Regions from separate parts of the Mus musculus genome. Here region 2 is linked to region 1. A link is a contact called in ENCODE POLR2A ChIA-PET data. All regions are on one chromosome and are shown on one strand. Each heading gives the region's core, a stretch centred on a gene start or an enhancer-like site at or near the end of the contact. The rest is flanking DNA. Distances are from core to core; before and after follow the strand shown.

Region 1 (5,104 bases), core at 867-3,366:
TGACTCACTGAGTTTAACTGGGGCTGTCTGTGTGGCCATGGGGTTGGAGAAGTCCACCGATGCCTGGTCAGCTTGCCAGCAAGCACATATAAAGAGAATGACTCCCCCTTTCTCAGTATATGTGTCTGTACCCATTAGGTCAGCAGAGAGGGGCAAGGCCCCAGAATCCCTTCCCCATCGATGACTGACCCTTGTCAGGGTCATTCATGTGCAAGCCCAGTGCAGATAAACACAGTGACTCTGAATTCAAGGTTGCAGTGGCTGTTGTGCCCAGAAGATGGCTTCTCAGCCTTTTCCGATTACTTTCTCTTATATTCTTTCTGTGTCCTTCTTCAATGATAGTCACTAAGCTCTAAAAAGAGGTTAGCCCTCAACAGATGTATTTTCTGAGAACCTTGGGCAGCCAAGAGTCTCTGCATAGAAAGGCTTATCTGAATATGGCTAAGAGTAGCATTTTTTTAATGAATATAAGCATAGATATTCAGAAGGCAGCCAACAAACTTTAAAATGAGAAGTGTGGCACACAATTTGTATTTTACGATTACAGCATTTTCCAGTTTAGACTGGCCACATTCCAATCCCTCCCGTGGCTGTATCTGACATCTTGGCTTTAGAGTGATAAATGAACTTATAACTAGTTAGTTGCATTGCAGCTATAGTTCTTTAGGGTGGGGAGGCATACTTTATTCTTTGAAGAGGCAAACTGGGCGGGGGAGATCGCATGCCTAGCATTTTCAGTTGTGAGTTCAAGGCCCAGGACTTTAAAAAAAGGTTAAAAATGAAGAGGTTAAACCATATTAATTTACCAGCACAGAGTGGAAAAATTAACCTTATTTTAATGATTTCTGGGATCAAAACGAAGCATGTATTTTCACCTGGTGTCTTTCAAGGATCTTTCCATAGCAATATATGTGGCGCTTTTTGATTAGCTGGGTAACAGACACTCTATAACTGATCAATCTTCGAGGGTATTGGGGATAGGGACTCGAGCTCAGGTTGGCTTCCAAGTGCCTACACAGCTGAGGATTTGGATCACTGATCCTCCTGCCTCCGCTTTCCCAGTGCTGGGATAACAGGTCTGCACTAGCACTCCGGGTTTGAACGCTGTGGTTGACATCAATGTCCAGGCTCCTTGAATGCTAAGGAAAGCTCTTTGCAAACTGAGCGACATGGGGTCCTTCAGGCAGACTCGTAGCCGGCTGCATCGTGACCGCGGAGTCCTTCAGGCAGGTGTGCGACCGGCTAAATCGCGGCCGCGGGGTCCTTCGGGCAGAGCGTGGCCAGCTACGTAGGGCGTGGGCGGCCGGGCGGGCGCGTGTGCGCAGGCGCGCGGGCCCTGACTCCCCGTGCTCCCGCGCGCTTCAGTCTTTCGGCGGTCGGACATGGTGAGAGCACCGTCGCTGCGGTGCGCGGAGGCAGGGGTGGTCTGGGCGGTGGGTCGGGCTGCGGGGCATCGCGGGCTCGCACAGCATGGGGAACAGGCGGGCCTGCAAGGCGATCATTCTTGTGGGGCCCAGGCTGGCCTGGAGCTCTCCGCAATGCCCCTGCCTCGGCCTCCTTAGGCCATACTTGGACTGCCGCTTGAGCTGTGTATGGCTCAGCGTTTTCTGCACTTCTCGAGGCCTGGGATCTTATCCGCGGACCGTGGGCGAGCCTTCCTGGATTGGGCCGCCTGATATTTTTTCTTAACATCGGGGACTTGTACGTGCCTGTATTTTGAAGGTTACATGATCATTTACGAATGTTGTTTCATAGTTAAACATTTTAACTGGGATGGAAGGAAGTCGGCCTTGGCCCACGCCTTTTAATCCTAACACTCTTGGATTAAAGAAGTGAGGCAGAAGCAGGTGGCCTGGTCTACACAGGGAGTTCCAGACCAGACAGGGCTTCATAGCCGAGACTCTGAATAAAGTAGGAAATTTATTTTGGCAATCGCTTTGACCTACTTATTGGGTGAGTCTTAGAATCGAAGGTGGAATTTGGAGCTAATGGGTCTGATTATTTAGCAAAGGGGTTAGCATGTGAAGACTGTAGAAAGGTGCGCTGAAGCCTCAAACTTGTTAAGCAAGAGTGTGTATTTCTGGCATAACTCAAAAGATAAGCGTCAAGATTCGGGTCAATGATGAGCTGGCATGTATTCTGAATCTAAAGTTGATTATAAACCACTTTAGCTCTAGAATTACTCTGAGACCTGAAAGAAAAAAAGTACTGAGATCTGGCTATGTGTGAGTCTGAGATGTCACGATTTCCGGATGGTGAATGGGATCTCTGCTTTTTTCTTGGAAGGGCACACAGCAGAAAGACGTTACTATCAAGTCAGATGCGCCTGACACCCTGTTGCTGGAGAAGCATGCCGATTATATTGCTTCCTATGGCTCAAAGAAAGATGATTATGTGCGTATGATTCTTTTTTCTGTTGAAAGGTTTCTAAGACTAACAGCAATAAGTATAATACTTACTTGTATAATACTAATTGAGAGGCCTGATTTAAAATGTATTATAGGTGTACCTTGTATATCAGAGGTTGGTATTTGACCACATCAGTCATGTGCTGGTACATAAAGGGCGGAAGTGCAGGGCTGCAGGTAGAAGGGGTTTGCTCATTTCTGTCTGGGGTAAAACCTTGAAGGTCAATGATGTGTTGGCATGTATTATCTGAATTCGCTGATGTGTCATAACACTTTAGCTCTAGAATTACGCTGAGACCTTGAAAAGGTTTTACCTAAACTTGATGTAATGGTGTGCCTGGGGAAATGGCCGGGGAGGTTGCCAGCAGCAAGCAGGGGTGGCTGAGTTTGAGAAGGCCCAAGCTGTGGGGGGACCCTCCAAGGAGGAGTCATTTGGGTAAAAGTATTTGTGCAGCAGCTCTCTGTCTTAGAGAGCGTGGCATTTGACTGTCTTTACAACTTTTCAGTTAGTGGGAATCATAGGCCCAAATGTGTGGCCTTCTTGCCAACTGTGCACCTGGTTCTTTTGGGTTTGGTTTGGCAGCACGCCAGTGAGGCCTTCACCTGAATAAATGCTTGTGAGGTAATGCTTCATTTGGTTCCCATCTTTAGCGTCATTTATCTTTCCGTATTCATAGACTTCATTTGTAGAATGCAATAATTGATGCTTAGTAAACAGTAGGCATCAATACTGCTTTTGGTTAATTCACCTGAGGTTAGCACTTGGAGACTAAGAGTATTGGCTCTCAATCTTCTTGCTGCTGTGACCTTTCCTAACAGTTCTACGTGTTGTGGCGATCTCCGACCATGAGATAACTTTTGTTGCTACTTACTTCATAACTAGTTTCATTGTTAGGAATCAGAATGTGGGGCCCAAAGGGTCGGCAACCGCCACTCTAAAGCCTTACGAGTTGTTCACAGCTGACTTAGGTAGAGGTGGGTTATGTAAAGTCAGAGTGGCAAATCTGAGATGCTTCTCCTAGGAATACTGCATGTCTGAATACCTGAGAATGAGCGGCGTCTATTGGGGCCTGACTGTGATGGACCTCATGGGACAGCTTCATCGCATGAACCGAGAAGAAATCCTGGTGTTTATCAAGTCGTGCCAGCATGAGTGTGGGGGAATAAGTGCTAGCATTGGGCACGACCCCCACCTTCTGTACACGCTCAGTGCTGTCCAGGTGAGCCCTTGTGAAACCTTGCCACTTGCTGTGACCACCCAAAGGCTACTTCCCACAGGTCAGTGATGTCATGGCATGTATTAGCTGAATGCTAACCTGATGCAAGTTACAAATTACACTGAGACCTTGGAAGGTGAACTCCTTGTGTATGTTAATTGAAGCACAGTCCAGTTCAAATTTGGTTTCAATGAAGAGCCAGAGGATAGTTAAAGCCCTACCTGTTTCTTACCTTATCAAGGGAACAAGAAGTTTATAGTAAGCTTGAGAGGGCCTGGTGGGTGACTCTGATCCAGGACAAACCTGTGACACCCGCTTGTCTTTCAGATTCTTACTCTGTATGACAGTGTTCATGTTATCAACGTAGATAAGGTCGTGGCCTATGTTCAGAGCCTACAGAAAGAAGATGGCTCCTTTGCTGGAGACATTTGGGGTAAGACCAGATTGCAGTTTTTGTCAGCTACTCCTACTCAGAATATCTTTTGTCTTGGTGGTAGTAATCATAAGATTTCAAGTTGTTCCGTCTTTTCAGGTCCCACTAAGCAGTTGGTCTAACTGGAATAAAATGGCCTGCTGGAAGTCCCAGCATGCCCCGTGCTGGCTTGTCAGCACACCACACTAAAAGATAAGGTAGGTTCAAGTTTTATCTCCAATAATAATTAACTTCCCTGAAGGTAAAGACCTGGGGAGGTCTCTAAACGTTTGTCAAATTAGTAAATATCTTGAGTTGGGAGATGGAAATTTTTCCTTTGATTAATTTAGATAATCTGGGGGGGAACAAAATGCAGTCCTGAGACCAGCTGCTTTGTGGGATGTGAACCTTTTTTAAAGCAGGGCTTTGATTATGTTACTAAATTACTAGCCCGAATGGGGGGCGAGGCATATACTCCTGCCATTTTATAGGTTCCTTTCTTTTCTGGGCCCTTGCAAGCTACTAGGCTATTGCTTTCTATTTGCCTAGCTGGTTTCCTCAGAAGTTGGGGGACTGCCTCCTAGTGAGCATAGTCAGTCTTGACTTTGGGGAGTTTAATGGGTTTTGTTCTTAGGTGACTTGGTAGCACTTACATGTCTGCCTTGGCTCTTTTTGTCTTTTAGGAGAAATTGATACAAGATTCTCATTTTGTGCGGTGGCAACTTTGGCTCTTTTGGTAAGCTTTGACTGTTGCATTAAAGGACCGAATTAAACACTTGAGTACTAGGTAGCTGTAATAGGCTGCTTCCTTTCTCGTCATAGGGCAAGCTTGATGCTATTAATGTGGAAAAGGCGATTGAGTTTGTTTTGTCCTGCATGAACTTTGATGGTGGATTTGGGTGCAGACCAGGCTCTGAATCTCACGCTGGGCAGGTAATTTTGCAATTAAAGTTTATAGGGGTTTTGTGTTGTGAATGGCCACACCTTCTCACTGAGTTTTGTGTATATGCTGGGTCTACACAACTTCACCCTAAGTAAACACCAGTGCTCCTTATTGGCATTTGTCT
Region 2 (5,063 bases), core at 1,560-4,059, 680 kb before region 1:
GTTTTATACGATAAGCTCACTATAAGTTCAGTTTTTACATGCCCTGGCCTGATCATAGTGCACACCTGTGGCTTCATCCTTGGACCTGAATATTTTTCCTTGAACACAAATTTGTCCCAAGCCTATTTTCTCCTTTTAGTGTAATTTTGAAAGCTTGTTGTATCTTTTATTATGCAGCCTTTACTTACTATTCTGAGGCACGGGCACTGTCTATTCCTGATTCTAACTTTATTACATCTTTCTAGCAAAACAACTAAAACCATCTTAAAGCTTTCTTCCCAAAAGGATTTGAATCAAATCAGGAATTCTATGAAATCATTAATTCATCTAAACAGCATTAATTCATGAAAGTTCATCTTTAGGTTGATCTATACGAAATCTGCTCAATAGAGTGGGTGATGCTCTGGAACCCTTAGATTATCTATGACAGGAAAGGCATATCAGCTGCAGGAAGCAACCCAGAGATGAAGCCTCTTGAGAGCTTGCCTCTCAGAGCTCAGCCATCATAAGCCTCCAGGAAGGTCCCCTTTCCTCGATGGCTCCTGACAAGAACCACAAGAATAAAATAGGATGATATACTAACAGCAGTTATGAACTTAAGCCTTCATAATAGTGAGCTTTTCCTAAAAAAGCATAGTTTTTAAATCTCCATTCATTTTATTATCTTTACAAAAGACCAAAGGGAAAAGATGCTATGCAGAACTAAAAAGCCAGCCTTCCTTTTATGAAGGAGACGACCTTTGCCTTTGTTAGAAGAGGTTCAGAAACCCTGGCAGGTCACAGAGGTCACAGCAGGGCTAGAACCCAAGTTCAGTGCCTTAAATGTTGGCTGATTTTATTTCCTTAACTTAGAATCTTCCAACTTCACTTTTGGAAATGTTGGCATCGATTGTCCTTCATGCCTCTGAAATGAATTCTGGAATGTATGAGCAATTGGGTATGAAATGTCACCAAGCTATAGGCTGGGGCATATATTATCTAATAAAGGCGTCTACTTGGGTATTCTTCAAATGCCTACAAATTGGGAAATACAGTAGAAACATAAAAGACATGGTTCTACAGGGAAAGCTAATCTACCCTGATGGTATAGGTTGTCTAGTCTAGGCTACCTGTGGGGATTGGCTGCAACAATGTAAGCTTTATTGTTACTCATGGTCTCACACTGGACAAGGAGGAGCTTTCTGCCACTTTGGAGCATCTCACACTGTAGTCCAGGTTGGTCTGGAGCTCTGGATAACTCCCCTGCCTCAGCTTTCCTAGTATATGCACCATCATGCCTAGTTTCTTTGGTTTGTTAACTATGCTATGGTTTAAATGGGCTTTTCTATCTATCATATATATGTTGTGAAAACTGTTTATAGTACCTTGTTTTATTTTTATTTTACTTTTTATTTCTAGGACATACACAGTTAAAAATTCCTCCTCTAGACTGATTGAAACTCATTCATTGGTTTAAATGAAAGTTAAATGGGTAGGGGATATGTTAGACGTATGTATATCTTAACATAGAGTTAGTGAGTCAACTCTCAAACTCAAGAGGAAAGACATATTACTAATGAAGTGCAGAGGGCCAAGGTTAGGGCTAGCGGCAAGGAACACTTGTTATCCTCTTGCTGAGGGCTTCATTTGGCTTTCCAGCACCAACTTGGTGACTCAGGCTCGAAACCTATTCTAACTCCAGTCCCAGGAGATCTAATACCCTCTTCTGTCCTTTGAGTGCACCAGGAATACACACGGTGTGGAAAAAAGAGCAAAATAAAATAAAATTGATTTCTAGAGAGAGTTTTAAATGAAGACTAAAAAAGAGGCCTCATAGTTATAAAATGTACTGCCACTGTTCCAGAATGGCTCATGGAAGCTTGTGGCTTACTATTAACTTGGAAACACGAATAAATGATGAAAATTAAAGTATCCAGTCCAAGTCTTCTGGCTATATGATGTTGTCACGGTCTTGCTTTCACACTGATCACTCTGTACCCCTGCAGCATCTCATGGACAGGGCAGGCCCCGCTTCAGTGTGACAGAATGCTGCTTGCTACAAGCTGCATTTCCTAGGGCAGGAGCCAGCGGGGAGTTATGGTGGCTTCAGGGGCTCGAGGTGGACACGAAGTCCACACAGTGGCCTCTGCACTTTCAATCATTAACAGGTCTTTTCTGGTCACAAGACTGAGGCAGGAACTCTGGGAACTGTAAATGCGCAAGATGTAGTTAACAATGTATTAGGTTTTTCTAACTCTGTCCCTCTCTGTGTCCCTCTGTCTCTGACTCTCTCTAGGTCTCTCTTCTTTCTTTTGAAGACTACTGTAGGTGGGTGCCACTATGTCTAAAAATAGGAATAACAACGCCCACTGCATACACACCGGAGGACAGAACACAGACCTCCTCTACCTGCACCTGGGAAGTTGTGAACCCGGAGTTGGGGCGCGAGTGCCTGGGTGGCGGCAGAAATCCCCAGGCATCAGTAGGCAGCTACCCCAGTCGGAACCACCGGCCGCCTGCTGTGCAGTTCTCCAGTGCAGATAGATCTCCTGGAGCCTAGAACTTGAAAGAAAGAAAAAAAAAAAAAAAAAAGCCTCCCGGCAGACAAGAGTAGGACCTTGCTTGCGGTCCTGGGTGACTTACCCTCCTCTAGAGTAGGAAACAAAACCTCCTAAGCTCCAGAAGGTCTGTGGGGAAAGAGGTGGGCTGGCTTTCCCTAACTTCGCTAGGCTCCCCCTCTCGGTTTACGCCTGTACGGTCTGGCGGCGCACGTCTTGCTCCTGGTTGCGCCAATGGGGAACTTTGGTCCTCTCCGGCCACCGTGGCGGCAATATGGCTGCGCCCATGGAGAAGAAGGCGCATTCCAGAGCAGAAAGCCGACCCCAGCTCGCTCGCTCGCTCATGGACCGTAGCGCGGAGTTCGGCCGGTGGAAGGCGCAGAGTCTGAGCAAGGCGGACCTTAGCCGCAAGGGCAGTGTGGACGAGGACGCGGTGGAGGTGGTGGAGCTCCTGAACTCGCGGGAAGAGTTTTTCACCACCAGCTCCTGCGCAGGGCGCATCCTCCTTCTGGACGGGGTGAGGCCCGGGCCGGGGGAGGCTGTGCAATGCTAATGCGTCCTCCGGGTGATGGTGGAGCTAGCTTAAGTGGCGAAGGCTGGGGATTGGATTTACAGAGCGCTGGAGGAGCTCGAGTCTCCAAGTCCCTTCGGTCACGCTCGCCCTCGAGCCGCGCTAACCCAATCACTGTCGCTATGAGATGGGCGCCCGAAGGTTAAGGGGTCGCTGCCCCCTGGTGGCCGGTGTCATTATTACAGCCCTGGGCATTTTAGCTCTAAATGAAACAGTACTGTAGATACATGGTCAAAGCCCCTGGCTGCACGCTCTCATCCTCTTCCTGTCCCACAACACAGGATAACTAGACAACACGTGAAATAGGGTAATTTATTTCCAACATTTCTCATCGTGCCTGGCCCCATATTGCTGGTTAAAAGTCGCTAGGTTCCGCTTGGTTCTTCACGTACTGAAGTCCCAGATTATCGAGGTCTGTTCATGTTTATATTGCTTCCACCACTCCCGTTCTGTTCATGGACACTCTTGCTCACAAGCTAGCTGCCCACACCTCTTCTACAACTGCCCTGCCTGGGTTTATTCAGACGAGTCTCCAAAACACTGTTGTCTCTTCTCCAAGCCATGTTTCACAACACATTCATATGTATATGCATATGAGGGATGCATACACATATATGTATAATATATTTATAAATGTATAAATATATATGTATATACTATGTGTAAAATATCTATAATGAAAACATATTATAATTATGATTATACAAAATATAATCATAATAGAATATGATATATATTTTATATATTTTCATTTTTAAGCAGAATTTACTTTAGAAAATCCAAATTTATATTGTTCTGTAACCTGCAATCCTTTCCTCATTTTAACCAACTGCCAAGATTGAACTATTTTCTTTAGTTACTTGTCTTTGTCTTGTTCCTGTTCTTCATTTAGGAGTGGCAGAGTACTGAGAACCGAACTTAGGGTCTCGATCATGCTCAGCAAACACTCTACCACTGAGTGAAACTTCCAGCCTCCTCCCTACCTTTTGTTTTTTTTTTTTTTTAAACCTTCTAAAACAGGATCTTTCAAAGCTGCATAGACTGATCTTGAACACATTTAATAGACCAAGAACTCCTGGAACCTGTGGTCCTCCTGCCTCAGCTTCTGGAGTAGCTGTCCTATAATGCTTCCCCTATATCTACATAGCTGAGACACGACTCTCCAAGCTCCACTGTTATGCCAGACACAGAAAGAGGTGCAGACAAGCACAGTGCCCACTTAAGAGTGGCTGTCCATTCTGAGTTGTCATAGGATGCTTTCTGAACCTTGTCTAGCTTATGTATCTTATACTTGGTGGCTATTTATTTTTACTCTGCTTTATTAGAAAAGAAGGAAAGTGAAAAAAAAAATCAGGGTGGAGAAAACATAGGTAAGCCAGAGATGTTCCAAGTCGTGGTGTGACATTGTGTACATTTGCTAAGCATAAACCACTCATTTGGCTCGGAGGTTGTTTATAACAGCCAGCCCATGTTCCTAGAGCCTCACTATGAAAACCGGTCGTTCAGGGCCCACGCTTCCCCCACCAGCTCCCAGAGGAGCCTCCAGAGCTTTGTGTGCGTGGTTGTTGTAGAGATGCGGTGGTCTTCATGTGTGTGGTTTTCTGCTCTCCCTTTGCAGACTCTGAGGGAAGGATCTGTATATACCGATTAGAATTTGCAAAGAAGCAGTGTTTAGGTCGCTGTTGGAATGACAGCCTCTCCAGAGCTTTGACACATTGCTCCTCGCTGCTTTGCATATGCAGTCTACTTTAGGGATCTCAAATACATTTCCATAGTGGTGAGGAACATGTCGAAAGGTGTGCCCATCCCAGACGTCAGCAAATGGTCGGCCTTCCGTAGTGTTAGCCACCCTGTTCTACAGGAGGTGCCTTCTCCCTTTTTCACTTTTTTATGGTGAAATACTGCTAACATATAAGTCCTTCATCCTTTTCTTCCAGCAAACACATGCCCAGAGA

Evidence for each region. ChIA-PET counts read pairs that join two places held with the same protein, here RNA polymerase II (POLR2A).
Region 2: POLR2A ChIA-PET joins it to region 1 with 15 read pairs in Patski. The contact joins the promoter of Tyw3 here to the promoter of Rabggtb in region 1. POLR2A ChIA-PET finds 5 or more read pairs at or near these places in 2 of 5 experiments (Patski and embryonic stem cell).

Annotation. Positions count from the first base shown.
Region 1 is chr3:153,909,215-153,914,318 of GRCm38, reverse strand. It overlaps Rabggtb (Rab geranylgeranyl transferase, b subunit), which reads left to right and starts at 2,116. Exons shown (of 8, transcript NM_011231.2): 1 at 2,116-2,394; 2 at 3,431-3,628; 3 at 3,953-4,058; 4 at 4,721-4,773; 5 at 4,860-4,970. The coding sequence starts at 2,260. It overlaps Gm24494 (a small nucleolar RNA gene), which reads left to right and starts at 2,629; the gene lies at 2,629-2,709. Snord45c (small nucleolar RNA, C/D box 45C) reads left to right here and starts at 2,130; the gene lies at 2,130-2,190. It overlaps Snord45b (small nucleolar RNA, C/D box 45B), which reads left to right and starts at 3,708; the gene lies at 3,708-3,752.
Region 2 is chr3:154,594,844-154,599,906 of GRCm38, reverse strand. Tyw3 (tRNA-yW synthesizing protein 3 homolog (S. cerevisiae)) reads left to right here and starts at 2,809. Exons shown (of 6, transcript NM_172474.5): 1 at 2,809-3,054. The coding sequence starts at 2,881. Cryz (crystallin, zeta) reads right to left here and starts at 3,196. Exons shown (of 9, transcript NM_009968.4): 1 at 2,623-3,196.